Linked DNA regions of Mus musculus: region 1 is linked to region 2. Evidence: chromatin loops called from intact Hi-C (ENCODE). Cell type or tissue: heart. All regions are shown on one strand. Links, peaks and the distances in the headings refer to the core of each region. The heading gives the core; the rest is flanking DNA. Region 1 has its middle 28 kb from the start of Gm26435. Region 2 has its middle 150 kb from the start of Gm26435.

Region 1 (8,335 bases), core at 233-8,232, 130 kb after region 2:
CACTAGATTAAAGCTCCTTCGCTGAATTGAATTTCAATTCCCTGAAAGGATCACAGTGAATCTATGAGAAGAAATGGATATGTGGCAAAGAGCAGATGTGTGGTCAAGATTAATAGGAGAGTTTCACTTTGAAACTAAAGATAGTCTATTTCCTACCCAGGATTTCTATCCTGGGCAGGAGCTGGAAAGTGGCCCATGAAGGAGAAAGTAGGCTATCTTCTCCTGAGTCTCAGTGCTGGCCATTGAATCTGGAAGCTTCCACACCAGAGGCAAAAAAGGCTCATACTAATAGGAAGTGCCTCACGCTGGTGTTCTAGAAGCAGATTGGATACTAAAACTCGGAGCATAAGACGTCCATAAAAGATCAGCAACTATGAGAGAAGGGTAATTGAGGTAAGAAAGGACAGAAAAAGATCTATGATACAGGATCAACAAAGCTTAAGCTAATTGTCTGCCACGCTCTCTTGTGTTGGACACAAATGGTCAGCGTGAGTCCATTATGATGTCTCTTTCTTGTTATGAAACAGACTATGTCAGAAGTAACATGATTCCGATGAGGTTACTCTTTCAACTGAGACCTGCCCTAGAGATGAAACAGAAAGTTGCTTATCTCATTACTTGGATGATGTTGTCTTGAAGAGGAGCTGGGTTATACATCTGCATCTCCTGTAGCTAGCATAGGTCTCTTTGCCACTTGGACCCATTTCTCCATTTGAATTCATGTAGCATTCAGAAGTCTGGTCAACCTGTCTTCTAGAGAAGCATAGGACACAGAGGCTGCTAGAACAATCATGGTGTGTTGGTCTCGATTTGCAACTGAGTCTCATAATAACTATACTCCACAACCCAATGTAGATGTCTTTAGTTACCACCTCTCTCTAAGTCACAAAGACATAGTCTGATATGACTCTAATCCAAGAAGGTTCTGTGCTTTGCTGGTGAACATGTGACATTTGGGAGTTTTCTTGTTGGACCTGTCTATTTGCAGTTTCAATTAGACAGGGCAGCAATACTTAATCCCATGTATATTGCCTTCTGACCCATTGTTCTTGACAGCCCACCCCCTTCTAATTACAGGATGATTTACATACACTAAAGAGGGCACTCCTCTTCTTGTCCATTAATTCATTAACACAAGGTGCCCAAGGTACTAAGGCTGCAACCGCAGCTTATAATTCAGTGGAAATTCAGCCATAGTCCAAGGTGAAAGCAAAACCAATAATACCAAGGCCTCTAAACCTGCAGATCCTGGAGTTGCACAGATTTTTCTATTTCCACAAGGCCTATCCTAGTGAAACCAGTCTTGTCCCCACTCCATGTGAAAGTTTTTGAAGGGAGAATGTATGACATCTTTGAGGATATCAGCCCACCTGTCATAATGTGGCCTAAACAAGTACTTCCAAGATTCATGTGGCTTGCGCCAGTGTTCCGGGAGTTCAGTGACTAGTAATGAGACATGAGCCTGATTCCTTTGGTCATCCCACCTTCACCATAAGCTGGGTTTGCAGGGTTATCACAATGAAATGTGCGATTCTGATAGAAGTGTTGACTGAGACCAGAGTGTCCATCAAACTCACACCTTTATTGTGTGTCTGAAATTGAAAACTGGGCTCTTTCAGGATAGAAAGGACCTAGTACGAGTGAATGTGTCACCAGTGCCCAGGTGCCCTCCTCAAGGAATCATAGTACTTGTCTCGGTTATTGCCAGGTTGAACAAAGCAGTAACACAAGTAAGCCTTCATAAGTGGGACCCTGTATTGTTTGGCTCGGTGCATGACTTCGTCTTTGACACTGTGGTCATTCCATTCCTATGTCTATCCCTACTATCTCCTTGGTGAGTCATTCTTTTGTCTTTGAAGTAGTTTCCTCTTCACTGGAGCTCGAAGATGGGTAGATAGTAACACATATCCAAAAGACCTTCATATAGAATTGCTCCTATATACCCATTTGAATACCCCCACCCTAGAAATCCAAGTCCCAGGTCTTCTAATCCTTGTTTCCCCAGCCTAACCAGTCAGTCCGGATTCCAGGGATGTGTAATCAGGGTCTAGTCCTTGGAGTAGCAGCTGCTTATTTGGAGCAGTTAGCAAGTCACTGAGGCTTTCCTCCTCCACCTGGCATGTACAGGCTTCGTTCTCAGCTTCCACTCAAAGACTTGAGTTTCTGTGTCTGCAACTAAAGATGCCCTCTGGCATCTACACCTGGCTATAGTGGCCCATTACTCTCAGCTGTTTATTTTCATCTTGTAGAGTGTCAATAACCCTTAGCAACCGCCATCCAATCTGCTATCCTTGGAGCTAACATTCCCTCTGCCTTTCAAATGCCTGTTACACTGTACCTACGAGCACCTTCCCCTTCTGCCAGTGAGGATGTAGGTGTCAGCTGCTAGAGCCCACTCTGTGCCATAGGCTTCTGGAGTCCACTCCACCAGAGAGATCCTAGTGTCAGTCAGGAAATAATTTACCTCAGACAACAACTTAGAACCGTCACAGATTAGCGCCACCAGAGATTGGGTTTCTTAAAAACGACTCATGGAGTTTAGGGCATGATGTATAGCCAAGAGGTCGATAGCTGTGAAAAGGCAATGAGAAAGAAGGCCTGGGAAGAATGGGAGCTATATTGTATTGCTGATGAAGTGTCATCCTCCTTCAAAGAGCTCTAGAATGGCCATTACCCAAAAGCCTTTCCCTTGGTCAAGCTGTGGAGCTGGGTCTCTGTGCTGCCACTTGGCGATGGAGCTAGCAGAGGTGAGCCAGCCCTGCAGATGAGCCAGATACTGCAGAGGAGGAGGACCTGGGGAAGATTGTCGAGGCACACTCCACAACTGAGTAGCCTTTTCTAAGGACAGCACAGCACTTTCCCATGCCGAAACAACATGCCAGCCTTGGTTTAGGTATTCCTAGAATCCAAGGCTCTGCTCTGATTAGGAGTCCTATGCTTTGCCCAGAGCCTCTTTATCAAATGTCTCCTCACCTTCAGGGTATGTATTTACCATGTATAGCATCTGTATACTTTATGAATATTTCACTTTGTAGGGAGCTTCCCCCAGGCTTCAAGCAAAATGCCATGTGCCCTGCGGGTCTTCATTTAGATAATAATTAACTAAAGGGGAGAGAATGAGGGACCTGCTGTGAGCCTCAGAGTCCTCTCTCTCTCTCTCTCTTTCTCTCTCTCTCTTTTCTTCTTCTTCTTCTTCTTCTTCTTCTTCTTCTTCTTCTTCTTCTTCTTCTTTTTCTTCTTCTTCTTCCTCCCTTTCTCCCTCCCTCCTATCTTCTATCCCTTCACAAATAACAGAGAGAGAGAGAGAGAGAGAGAGAGAGAGAGAGAGGTGGGGGGAGAAAGAAAGAGTGCCAGTCTCTTCACCTGGGGGTATCAGAGGGATTGAATGGCCCATGTTAGCACTGTGGAGCTTACAACTTCTATTGGGAAACTTACAAGAAAAGGTGAGTTCAAGGACCCATGTAAAGGGCTCTGGCAGAGATATTTCCTGAGGCTTTAGTAACACTGGGGAGGGGGTGTTATAGACCTTTCAGGGTCAGGTCAAGTTTAAGCATGGAAAAAAATGTTTGTTTTTTTCAGACAAGAAAAATTTTCTATTCTGTGTGACCTGGTGGCAGCATGGCCCGAGGGGCTGAACATCTGGGTGGGGTAGAAACCACCTCCTGGAGGTGAGGACCCTGGGGAACAGGAGCAGAATGTGTCAGGAAGGGGTGTGGCCAGGTGTCCTGAAGTCTTTGAGGCTTTGACACTGGTGAGGACCATAGCACATGGAACAGGAGGAGTCTGGATCCGTAGAATGTAAGGACTGCCACCACACTTTAGGTGAGAATGGCAGGATTATAAAAAAACAACAGCAGCAGTAGTAAATAAAACATGGTGGGCAGAAAAGTAGGCGGAAGTGAAATTGACCAAATCCAGTACAACTGGGAGAGTGAGATTGTCAGGTTTGGGCCTGAGAAAACATAAAATAACAGAGAGGGCAAGTCTGGAGCTAAGCATCTGGGTCCCATTCTACACACAGTAGGACTGCCACTGTCTAATTTGGGGCTCCATGATGCACACAGTAGGACTGCCACTGTATAATTTGGTAGAGATCTACAGAAAGCAGTTGCATGTATGGGTTTAACCTTGAATACACTAATAGAAAACTAAAATGTTAGACGTTCCTTCCTTCCAGGTACTGCAGCCACACCCTCCTGGTGCCTTTTGCTGCTGGAGAGAGAAGTGACGAGCAGGATGCTAGGATACATAAGTTATCTGGATTTTAAACCTGGCAGAAAGAGTCTAGAGAATATAGAAGAAATTAAAACCTATTCAGAAGAGTTTCTACTTAAATCTCTCCCTTAGCCCTTCAACACCAGGAAGTGGAGAACAAAGAATGCCAAAGTGGAGCTTTTAAATAAATCATAATTAGTAGCACACATGGGCTCAGTGTGGGCAGGCAATTAGACCGCTAATTGTATAAAGTGGAGAAAGGCAAAGTATCACCCCAAAATGGGAGGTTCCCAGCAACGTCAGAGATGCCCTGAAGTAACAAAGGCAACCAATGGGGCACAACTAGACTTCTAATGAATGTGTGTGTGTGTGTGTGTGTGTGTGTGTGTGTGTGTGTGCGCGCGCGGGAGCAATAGCGGCTGGACTCTAACTAGAGGGGAAATGGAGTCTCCTAACAAAGTACCACTCTCTTCATGTGCTGCCCTCCAGCCCAGAGACTCAGGCTTCACAGCTGCCCAAAGCCCCTGGGGGCTGGACATATGCATTGCACGGGTTCCACCTAGTGGTAGACTCTGGGAGTACCTTCACAACGTCTTAGCCTGGAGATACTGGGGTTTCTAACTCAGTGGTACAAAACCTGAGTACCCAGCAGGAAAGTTCTGTGTGTAGAATAGAGGCAATGCTTGCTTCTTCGTGTCCTGAAATACTTGTAATCCTGAATACCCGTTAACAGAGGAATTATAAAAGTAATTGCTGCATGGGTGCTAATTGCTGGGTTGTTTTGTTTCTTCATTCTTCTTTTTTCTTCTTCTTCTGCAATTTAATTAACTTTGTCTGCGGCCTCCTGCCCTTTGTAGGGTTAGCAATTTAATTGCAGTTTCCTTCTTCCTGTTATTCCTTTGCTGTCACGAATGCAAAAAAAAAAAAAAAAAGAAAGAAAGAAAAAAAAAAAAGACTGATGAAAGAAAGGGGTCTTGGTTCTACCAGACAGCTCACTTCATATAGGTATCAGCCTACATGGGGAAAAAATCACTATGGAAAAACCTTAGAAAAAGGAAAAACCTTAGAAAAAACAAGCAGTCGGAAGAGAAGCCTGAGATTATTCCAGAAGCTCTCCACCAAGCCCCCCAAGAAGATGTTTCATTGTTTTCTCCTTCTGACATTTGTTTAAACACACACACACACACACACACACACATACACACACACACCACTAGCCAAAGACACTGAAAGGAAAAAGACTAGACAGAGGCCAAGCAAAAAAGATGACAGGGTTAATGTGGTCAGTGTTTGGGTAGAGGGAAGAAATTGAGGGTGAACTGTTTATTGTATGTGGATGATATTCTGAACTGCTGGGTCTTGGAAAGATGGGAGCTGCTGACAGGTTTGGGGGGCAGCAGCTACTCAGCAATCCCCCAGGCTCAGCAAAGCCTCCCTGTGGGAGAGGATCACAATCTTCCACGCATTGTGATGCTGCCATGCTAACGTGCAAAACAAGTTGTTTGCTGGCCCTGCCCAAGGTGACTCAAGGATAAAGAAGGGAGTGCGTGTAAGTAGACCCTCTCCTGTGACTTGCACTCTGAAATCAGAAGAATAATGCAAAACGGAGAGGCAGAGCAGAGGCAGAGCAGGGCATATCTCTTCGCCTGGCAGGCAGATTGGCTGCCAAGTCTCCCCACTCTGTCTGCCTGACACAGACCACATCCCTCAAGAATAGAACTCTGCTCAAAATTTAAATGCTCTACCCCCTCTGCAGGTGTATGCAGGAAGCGGGGTGTTGGCAACAGTTCTGATGGAGAGCGGTAGCCCGGGTACAAAGAGACAGCGGATACAAAGCTGTTTCGCCCTATGAACAGCTTTATGTGAAATCAGGAATCAAACTACAAGAAAAGCAAGAGAGCTCCAGCAAAAACTTTCCCTGGGCATAAAAACGAGTCGAACTGAGCAAAATCATAAATGCAAACCATCCACATCACCTTTGCCACAGGGGACGAGGCCCCAGAATAGAATTTAATGCCAAATTAAATGTTCCATCTACCTCTCCCAGCAACACAGCTGTAAAACTAGAAAACAAATCAAGGCCACTGCTACTGTTGCTGAAGGATATTGGCTGATGGAGCATAAATAAGTGTATAGTAACCGATAATCTGGGCATGGGAGGCCTTGGGCTTAGGAGGTTTAGAGAGAATAAGCAGGTAGCCCTCACAAGGGGCAGATCTTAGAATCAAGGGTATCGATTACGTTTCTTTTCCTTCTGGCAACTCACTGTCTAAGAAGAGGTTTAGAAGTCCCAAGACTTTAATCAGTTTGATTGGAAGACCATAGAATCTAAACAAAACACCTACATAGTGGTACTGGGAGAAATTTCTAAGGCAGGGACTGCTATCAGATTAGCAATGGTTTCTCCTGCTTGCTTTGACAACTGTTTCCCTGTCACAGACAAGAGGATGTGCACAGTTAACAGTCATCTTGGACTTGAACTTGGATCCTGGTTCCAATCTGGTTCCCATCTTCCCAAATTCTATAGCCTCAGGGCAGGATCTCTAGACAGAACCTAAACCCTGCAGTCCTTTATATCAATGTAGAATTGGGCAGGAGATTCACAAAATTCCTTTCTGCTCTATTATTTGAGGGGGGAACACTTTGAAAAAGATAAAGAACATCCTGATAGGACATGGAAACCAACGAAGCTCATTCTCTGGGTGATGACATCGTCATGCTTTCTGTCCTGAATTCTGTTTTGTTGTTGCCTTGCAAAGGAATCTCTTCTGTGTGTATGTGTGTGTGTGTGTGTGTGTGCGTGTGTGTGTGTGTACTAAACATATATATAAACATACATATTATATATACTAAACATATATACATATATACATATATACATATATACATATATACATATATACATATATACATATATACATATATATATATATAAACACTAAACGTATATAAACATAATATGTTTAGGGTATATATACACATATAACCATATGTATATGTTTAGTATACATATACACACATGTGTATATATACACATATTTATCATATATGTATGATATATATATTGTGTATCTATACATATATATACTATAAAACATATATTTTTAAAACGAAAACAAAATTTCCCTCTAGTGAAAATGCATTCATTTACCTCATTTTCTAATTCCATTTCTGAAAATCTCACCCTTGAGAGTGAATTGTAAAGAATCAGATACCATTTTTGCTGTAGGAAGATTGCTATAATTGAGAATTGTGTTCCACATCAAGAACTTGGCATCTGATAAATCACAGACGTCACTAACAACATGATGTAAGAGCAGACACTTAACTATAAACTTCTATAATCATTTAAAATAGTAAAATTGTGCTCCAGCTCACATAAAATGGGCATAAGTGTATTGTACGTGTTGATTATACAAGAGACCCCAATGTGCCATAAAATGTAGATAGACTGCATAAAACTCTAACATTAGCTGACGATAAATTCAACCTAAAGCCAGCATAGTTGCTGGAACGGATTTAATTAAACATTAAGTGAACAATGATGTGGTTCGGAAGCTTTTGTCTCTTTGTAGATGGTCTTGAGCTGATTTGGCCACTTAGTTTGTCTCATAAACCACAAAAGCCAGCTTCAGCTGCTGTCTTCCTTCTCCTTCTGGTGAATCTCATAACAAGCATGGGGGAAGGTTGAACTGGTCCACAAGTGGGGCCATCTCAAAGTAAGAGAAGAGAGGTCAAAGCCCATACAGTAGCCTGTGTATTGGATGATAATGTGGTGACATTTTCCCCCAAACAAACATCACTTAAGTGAAAGCTTATCTAATGTAACTCTCTTTCACCTCTTCTTGTCCCTTTGCATGGTTTAAAAGTTGGACTCTGTGTTGGACCAAATATAGGCCAGCCAATAAGAGAATGGTAAGTGCTAATTAAATCACTCCACATGACACTGTTGACAGCCATTAGAGACCTTCACACCTTATCAGGAAGCAGAAAACAATTACAAGTCATTAGAATGAACTTTTAAAAGAATTTTAAAACACTGTCTCAAATATAAGACAGTAATAGAAATGTTTCTTGACTATTTACAATGTTTGTGGAAAACAACATAAATAATTCCTCA
Region 2 (8,335 bases), core at 15-8,014:
GAAGCTGTTTTGCATCTCCACCCCAGTGTCCCTCCCCTTGGCGTGCTTGCACAGTCTCCCCTCCCCCCCCCAACTCAGTCTATCAAGTATTTCTTGCACATGCATATACATGTCCTCTATTCATGAAGTGCTATTCTCCCTTATCCCACAGGATGGATCTCAACAGAGCTGTTCTGTCCTCTGGATACTCAAAAAACCCGCTCTAGAATAGACTAGGGATGAGAGGCAAAGAGCAAGGTGTCAGACTGACGCCATTCCTCCCAACTTGTCCTAAGCAAATTGTGGGTTTTCTTAGCACGCGCTCCTTTATCTGTGAGTGAGAAAGAGAATACGTATGCTGACTGGCTTCAGTTTTAGTAGTCCAGTGGAGTGACACTTGGAAAAGTATATTTCATAGGGAATACTGTTCTATTGAGACTTGGTATGGTGTCTTCACATGATAGCTCTTGAGTCTATCGGATTCCCAAGACTCTCCATTCTTTCTCTTAGCAGTCCCTACCCTACAAATCTCTGCTTCCCAAACAACTCTAGGAAGGGCATTGAGTGGGGGAGGAGCTTGGGGCTATGGAAATGATGATCTAGGGGACAGGGCCAGATTGCAGCCTGCAGGAATGAGTGATATTTTATCACTACCCATATCTAGAATGCTGACTTAGTCACAGACAGAAGCCTCGGGTTCTATACTAAGACCAGCACTCCCGTTTTCCTTCCTCCCTTTTTTTCTTTCTCCCTCCTTCCTCCCCTCCCTTCTTCTCTCCCTCCCTTCCTTCTTTCCTTGTTGTTTTCAGTTCTCTTAGCAATCTACTCTTAGCAAACTGGTAGAAATGGCACCTGCTTATCCCCACTAGAAGCCCAACAAAATACAGCTTTCATCACTTGATAGTGTACATGGGCAGCCCATGCAGAGGTCCAAAAATCAATGTGCATTGATTCCTAAGCTAGGAATTCATAAACTTCTTTAAGGTCATGGATTGATTTTTTTTTTTTTACTTTCAGTTTTGTTTTTTTTTTTTTTTTAAGTGAGACTTTAGACCTTTTCCTTCATTCCTGTGTCCCTGCTCATCTTCTCCTCTGCAGGGATGAATGCTCTGCCTCACCTGTGTGCCCTGCCTGTCTCTTCTCAGCACTGCCAGAGGGAAGGGGGAGAAAGGGAGAGAGGGAGGGAGGGAGCAAGAAAGAGAGAGGAAGGGAGAGAGAGATACTGAGAGAGAGAGAGATACCCATGCCACCTCAAAGCATCCACACACTGCTTCAGTCCCCTGGCTTAATCCAATAAGGAAACAAATGGATTTGAAGAATGACACCACAGAAGCAAGCGCAGAGATTGGAGCAGACTTGTCAGTTCCTACCAAGTCAAATTTGGGGAGCAAGGAGTTTAATTTGAGAGCAAAGGCCAAGACCAAATGGGGGTCTCATCCCAGCTCCAATTGCAATGGTACCACAAGAGCACTTGGGTGGCTTCCAACTTGGGACACAGGCTGCCTCTCCAGGGGAGCCTCCTAACTGCTTGGATCTGACCTGCTTTGTCCTGGCCATCCGGGGACCCTCCTGACTGTTAAAATGCAGCTTATGTTCCTCTGAAGGATGGCGAAGCACTTCCCTCATGAAAACACTTGTGATCACCAGAGGGATGAGATGCAAAAAGCATGTTTGTAGACTGCAAAGCACTGGATGTGTATGGTATAATTACTACTTCAGGGCTCTAAATCTTTCCTCCTTATATTTAGAATGAAAAAGCTTAAGGAAATCTGTGAATGGCGCGACTGAGGGGCCATTCTGTACTCCTTCCTTCCATCTTTCCTTTTTTTAAAACTGTTATTTGTTGTGGAAGGGACAATCCATGCGCAATCCACCTCCTTAGCAGACTGTCAAGGTGGAAACACGCTATCATGATCTGAAGGCACTGCGAGCCAAGACAGACCTCTGGTTCTTATTCATCGTGGATACCTGACGTCATCCACCTCTTCCTCCACCTTGGAAATCACCATTCTGCTCTTTGTTCTCCATGTGTATGAGGCTTTCACACACCCCATTTACCTGGAGACGTAACCATCCAGTGAGCAAACCCAGTTCTGGGCATTTCTCCTAAAAGAGTTGAAGTAAGGACCGCCTGGGTACAAGCAATGTTATCCTAAATATCCAAGACACTGAGCATTGTAAATATCAACGGTTGGGTGAGTGGCTAGAGAAACTGAAGCACCTGCACACAATGGAATATTTCAGTCTTAAGAAGGAGATGGGGCTCTCCATGACAACAGAGATGAAGCTTAGGCTAAGCGCAGGAGGACATGGGCGTGGGGTCAGGACGTGGTCTTTTAGTCAATACTATGTCAGAAGCTGTCAAGCTGACTCCACAGTCAAATGTCACTGAAGTCACATCCCAGCTTTACTACTTTGTTACCTGGCAACCTCTCCTGCGGGAGGTCTAGTCTTCATAATTCATAAAATGAGGAAGCCACGCCCACCCGTAAAGCTGCACAGACATTATGCCAGATAGATAACCTATGAGTAAACCTAGGCTAAGCGGCATCACGTTGATGCCCTGATCACCATTGTGTCTCCGAAGATCAGACCAGCCAGCTGGAGAGCTCTGGTGGAACTGAAGAGGGAGCCAAGCCTTGGTCAGGCTAGCCGCCAAGGCCTGAGATTTCCACTCACTGGAGGCCCTGCCCAGGCAGCTCTCCTTGGCACCACCAGCTTGCAGTTGGTCCTGGCTTTCCAGTGAGCCAGGGGAGCAGTCTCTGGTCTCGGCTGTCTATGGATCACATGATGCTGCTGCTAGTGTCAGGCTGCTCAATTAGCAGCAAATCAAGATGTTCAGATGGAGCCGGGAAGTATCAGCAAGCCAGGCCCGCACCTCGCTATAGAGGACGGCAGATTGCTCCTGTGCTGGCTACAAACTTCCTGTTAGCCTCTCAGGCCTCTTTGTGGTGCGCCAGCCTCCTCTCTGGATCACAGTCCTTCCCCTTTGGCTCTGGTCCTGCGCGCTGTCAGCACCTGGCCCTAAGAGCAGCAGGGCTCAGCTTTGCCTGCCAACAGGAACCCTCTCATTAGTTGAGGCCCCCTGCTGGCTGGTGGAGGCAGCGCAGGGAGGGAGCCTGGGTTCTCTGGCTTAGGCTGAGTTGTCCCACCCCCTCCACTAACCTGCCAGCATCTGGCACCTGAACGTGGGTGAACAAAGCTACTTTGACAGCTTCTCGCGGCCCCAGCATCAGTAGGTAATAGTCTTAGACATGATCTTAGGTCAGAGTCTTACTCTGGTTAGGAATCTGTCAGAGAATGTACCAGAGGTGACCCTGGGGAGGATCAAGCATATCTCCATATCTACCCAACAAACAGATAACCCCGAAACCATATAATGTGATAAGCATCTCACTTCGAGAGCACAGAACAGCAACCTCCCGACTGTTTCTTGCACAGCCTATGAGCATTCACAGTCTCCATACAATTGCTAAGAGTCTTGTGGGAAAAGAATATTGAGAAGGAGATCAGCACAAGAGGAATTACTTGACTTAGCCCAGTAATGCCCAATCTATGACAGACTCAGGGGTCCTGTGTCAAGTACACTGGAGGAAGGAGCCCACCCAGCCCCTAGAAGCAGAGGGAGGGGCAGAGAGCAAGGTTCACACACAACAAGGAGCAGATGGACAGGGCTGAGCTGTGCACAGCTCAGAGACAGAGCACATCATCTGGAGTTCCTAGGTTCAATCTCCAATAACTCCACGAACAAACATGTAGATATGACTGATTGTTACCTAACTTGCAGGGTAAGGGACCTCTGGGGGTGGGGGATGGGAGGGGGTGAGCATCCCCAGGCAGATAACTCATCTCAGTCAGAGTTTGAAGAAAACAGGTTTAAAACAAACTGGTATTGCCTTCCACCAGCTATGTACTTCAGAAATCCTGACATCTTAGTGTAGAACTCAGGAAGCACAAATGAGAAAGTGAAAAAAAAATACACAGCTACCTGTGACTGGGCAAACCACAACGATACACAAAGCCTTTCTCCCTTCCTCAGATCTCTATCTTTATCTTTTCAGAGAAACCTCACAGCACTCAGAAAGATCCAGTGTCCAGCATCCAGCATCCAGCATCCAGCATCCAGCATCCAGCATCCAGCATCCAGCATCCAGCATCCACCTTGGAGATGAAAGTCTCCTTGCTCCTATGTATCTGATGCCAGAGCAAAGGAAACTCTGTTAGTTCTTTGATCTCTGAAGAGGTTGCTTCCATGGTAAAGCCCTACAGGGATCAGCTACCTAAACTTCTCCATGAAATTCTGCTGTCTCTTCTCTCACTCCCTTTCAGCATCCATCATAGAGCTTGCTGGAGCACGTACCTCCTTGAAGTTCTAACAGAGAGCCATGAAGAACCCTCAAAGGGAAGTTCAGATTCCCATTCGGGCTAGGAGGTGCTGACCTGCCTCGATGGCTCTATCATAACACACCTGGAAAATGGCGCAGTGAAGTGAATCTCTTCTTTACTTTGAGCAAGATCATATTGAGATGCTAGCCAGCCTTGTTTAGGGGCTGTAGATGAGCCACATCTCCATTTCTCCATTGTGGGGGGTGCCTGGCAGTGTCAAGATTCTAACTGTATTATCTTTAAAAAAAAATGAGATGAACTCTACCTTTGACAGCACTAATAGGAATGGGTGTAGTAAAGACTTCTTTAGACTTTCTTTGTCTAAGGATGGGACAATCCAGTAATTTTTTTTAAATGGGGAGTGGCTAGACCCTCAAAATTCTGATAACTATTTGAAAATTCTTACCAGAAAAAAAAAAGCTATGCATAGATACAAGAAAATTTTACAATAGCTGATCATTTCTTGTCCCTCAAAGGCAGATGTCTTAAAGCGTCCCCAAGACAGGGCTGAACACTGAAGAAAAGAGTCATCTGGCCTGGCTTGGCCTGGGCGTTATGCTTGTGGTCAGCTCCAGGCTCTTCAATAGCTCTGTGGCTCCCTGTCATCCTGAGGGCACCTGGAAGCATCAGCCCAGGACCTGGAAGCCTAGGCCAAGACTGTATAGTCAGATGTTTCAGGTGAGGAAAGGTACTAAGGAGAGCATCGCTCTACAGCCAACAGGACTTCCTGCCTTCCTCACTCCCCCTCTGGCTACTGGATTTTCTCCAAAGGCAGCAGCAGGCACCAATGGCTAATTGCTCCAAAATAGCTAGTCTCCATTTCAGGGTGCTGCTTGCGTTTGCTTTAGTAGTTGGCAAATGAATCCTCCTAGGGATTATAATAACCCCATCCTGGCTGTGTTCCCTGGAATCTTGGCCTCTTTCCCTGGCACTTGTCCCAAAAGGGTTGGAAATCTCTGAGTATTTATCCCCTTGAAGATTCCCCGTGCTGGCCTGGCTCCTGGCCATTCTGCACACAGAAGGCCAGCTTCCTCTCTTCCTCCATAGATCAGACCCTGGACTGGTTCTCCCCATCACCACAGCATTCTGCTCAGGGGCCCAGTCCTGTTTCCAAGACGCTGCTCTCTTCCCACCAGGGCTGGCAATCTGCCCATCCAAGACTACTACTCTGTCTTCCCTCCTCACTGTCCTCTCTGTCAGTGAGGTTTTCATCCTTTGTGGCAGATCTGATTTTCTTCCCCCCACCCCCCACACTATCATTTTCATCAAAGTCTACAGCACTGAAGGGAAAAGGGGAAGGCTTCACTGTCTAAAGAGACACATGAGCAAGCAGTGCAAAAGAAAAAGAGATGAACAAATGGAGAGATCCCGCCCTCAAAGAGCTGATTGTCCGTTCTTCATTCCTGATGACAAACACATGATTTCCCCCAGCAAGAGATGCACAGACATTTTGTTTCTGTGCCTCAGAATATTATCATAGACCATTTGTTAATGATGTCACATTATCAAAGCATAGAGGAGGGTGCAGTCAAATTTTGAACACTTGTCAGGGGATATTTCTGATTGTCTATGCACCTGTTTCTCCCCACATGACTCTGAGTTCTACAAAGATAGAAACTAGATCTGAAAATCCCATGCCGCAACTCTTGTCTCCTCCCAAGCCCCATTCTCCAAAGAAGATGCTGAGTTAGGTGTAGTCAGCATAAGACTGAAGTCTTTAAAACTCATTGTTGTTGTCTGAATCATGATGGTCAAGTACACCAAATTTCAAGCAAGATTCTTTGCAGAGCATTGACTTCTACAGTCCTATGTCCTATGAGGCAATGCCGCTTAGAATGTGGGGCCAAGTGGAGAATAGAAATGGCCTTATAGGGCATCTCATTTCACTAGGTCCTTGGCCAAGATCACAGTGGGGATTGGTCGAGTGGGTGTATAGCTGGATCCTAGCAGAGCCAGCATCATTTCTGGAAAGCACACAGGGAGTGGGCTTGGTGCTATTCTTGTGTAGGAAGTACAGCATGTTTTCTTTAAGCCAATCCTACCCAGTGCTATGAAAGACTTGAGAAAGTTCTTAGCAGCTTCCATCCAAGAGCACTTGCTCGTATAGAAAAAAATGACTGAGCCAAGGAAATCACCCTAGTCTAGAAGATGCTCCTTTGCCTTCATCTGCTTCATGGCTTCCACTTTACAATCCAGGCCTACTGCCTAGTCAATAAAACTACTGTCATGTTGCCTTTTCATGGCCTTTGCCAAGTCACCATTGGCTCTCAGTGGCAATTCAAAGACAATCATAATAAATAAACAACAATAATTAAAGCATCCCATAATAGATCATATAAAACCTTTATATGGCTGAAAAGCCAAGTTAGTATCATTTTAACAAGAGAGAAGAGGGTGGGCCTGCTCAGAGGGAGTGTTTGGGAAAGGAAACTATTTTAAAGCAGCCATTGTGAGTTCTCCCAATTGAAATGAATGCACAGAGTCATCCAAGACAGGAGGACTTGTCCTATGTAACAGACTGCAAGCTCTGCGAGAAAATAGACACCATACAATGGTGAGGCTGGAACTCAGTCAGAAGCTGTTTGGTTAAATCAGACACTTCAAAGAGATATTATTATATTATTCACCAGGGTCAGACAGCCTCTGCACAGGAAAGGGACAAATCCCCTTGAGATTGGAAAACACCAGAGAAATTATAAAGGGTACTTGCTCCTGGCAAACAGAACTCCCTCTCCCCAGCCCCTACCCCCAAAACAAACAAACAAACAAACAAACAAACAAACAGAAACTTACTTGTGGCAGGTCCCTGAGAGCTGTCATAAAGTTTGGGAAATGCAAGTGGTTTTATAGCCAGAGAAATGGGAGTCTGAATGGAAAATCTGAAATCTGTCATCTAAGCTACCTTAATTTGTCTAATTAAGCCTTTTCTCATCTCCTAGAAAGCATAAAAACACTTCCCTGGAGGATATAGATATAGCCTAGTGGTAGAACATAGACCAAGCAAACACATCTACAGCACCACAAAGAAAAATGAAGCAACGGCCCATAGCATGTGGCACATAGTGGGTCCTAACAGATGTCAGTCCTTCCTCACGTGAATTACTTAGGAATGGTGGAGCAACCTGGTAAATTGGAAAAATTTGCCTTGTTCTAGGGGGTGAGCACATTCTTGCTTCCTCTGTGCCTTGCTATCAACTTAAGCATCAACAGGAGCAGGCTCCTGATCTCCAAAGGAGCTTGAAAACTCGTGGAAAAATCACCCTGCTAGTGTTTCATCCATTTCTAAGGACAGCAGGGAGAAACTAGAAACTGAGTCAACTAAGGGCATGGAAGAAAGTGTTCAAAGACAAGGCAGATTAACAGTTGAGTTGATGTTGGAAATGCTTGAAGCTCAACGAGCACCATGAAAGTGTATATGAGCCCCCTCCTTCTGCCCCCAGCTTGTTCATAGTTGTGCCCTTTGCAGGGTTCCTTGACTCACACACCAAAGGCTCCATCTATAGGATCATGGAGGCCCGGCACACCTGGAGAGTGCTACCTACAGGTCAGAAAATTGCAGATAACTAAGAGAGTCGAACCAAAAGCTGAGCAACAAGGACCAGGCAAGGAGCAGGTTGGAATGGCTTGGCTGTGCCCTCTGGGTTCAAAACTTGAACTTAGGGCAGGGTTGAGAATGGGTAGGTGTTGCTCCAAGCAAGCCTACTTCACAGTTCCTTAATGGAGCTGAGATCCACCCACCCACCCCCTCCTCCCCATTTTTAACACCTTGTAAAATAAAGAGCAGAGTCTTAAAAGGAAAGCCAAAGATGACAGTTGTAGGGTAGAAAAGCTGTGGGAAATCAGTGAGGAACAGAAGGCACAGGATGCTGCGCTGCTGTCAGTAACTCGTGAGGTGTCCGCACGGAAGTACAATAGCTGGGCATGCGGCTTGAGGACACGACACGAAGATACTGGAGCTAGGAGGAATGGG

Evidence for each region. Peaks named below come from ENCODE experiments on the same cell type or tissue, not always from the same donor. Only the 100,000 strongest peaks of a DNase experiment are listed, where the experiment ranks them.
Region 1: it touches region 2 in a loop (2.7-fold over the local background); 5 of 42 quality-filtered maps call a loop at or near these places.

Annotation. Positions count from the first base shown.
Region 1 is chr9:30,260,225-30,268,559 of GRCm38, forward strand. No RefSeq gene overlaps it. Among named protein-coding and RNA genes, the nearest start is that of Gm26435, 28 kb to the right of the region's middle. In heart, for the core only: a CTCF peak has its summit at 4,784 (motif pointing left); no DNase peak of the experiment used is centred there.
Region 2 is chr9:30,135,074-30,143,408 of GRCm38, forward strand. No RefSeq gene overlaps it. Among named protein-coding and RNA genes, the nearest start is that of Gm26435, 150 kb to the right of the region's middle. In heart, for the core only: a CTCF peak has its summit at 3,069 (motif pointing left); DNase peaks (open chromatin) are centred at 2,678, 2,978 and 5,288; H3K4me3 peaks cover 577 bases; H3K27ac peaks cover 854 bases; H3K27me3 peaks cover 484 bases.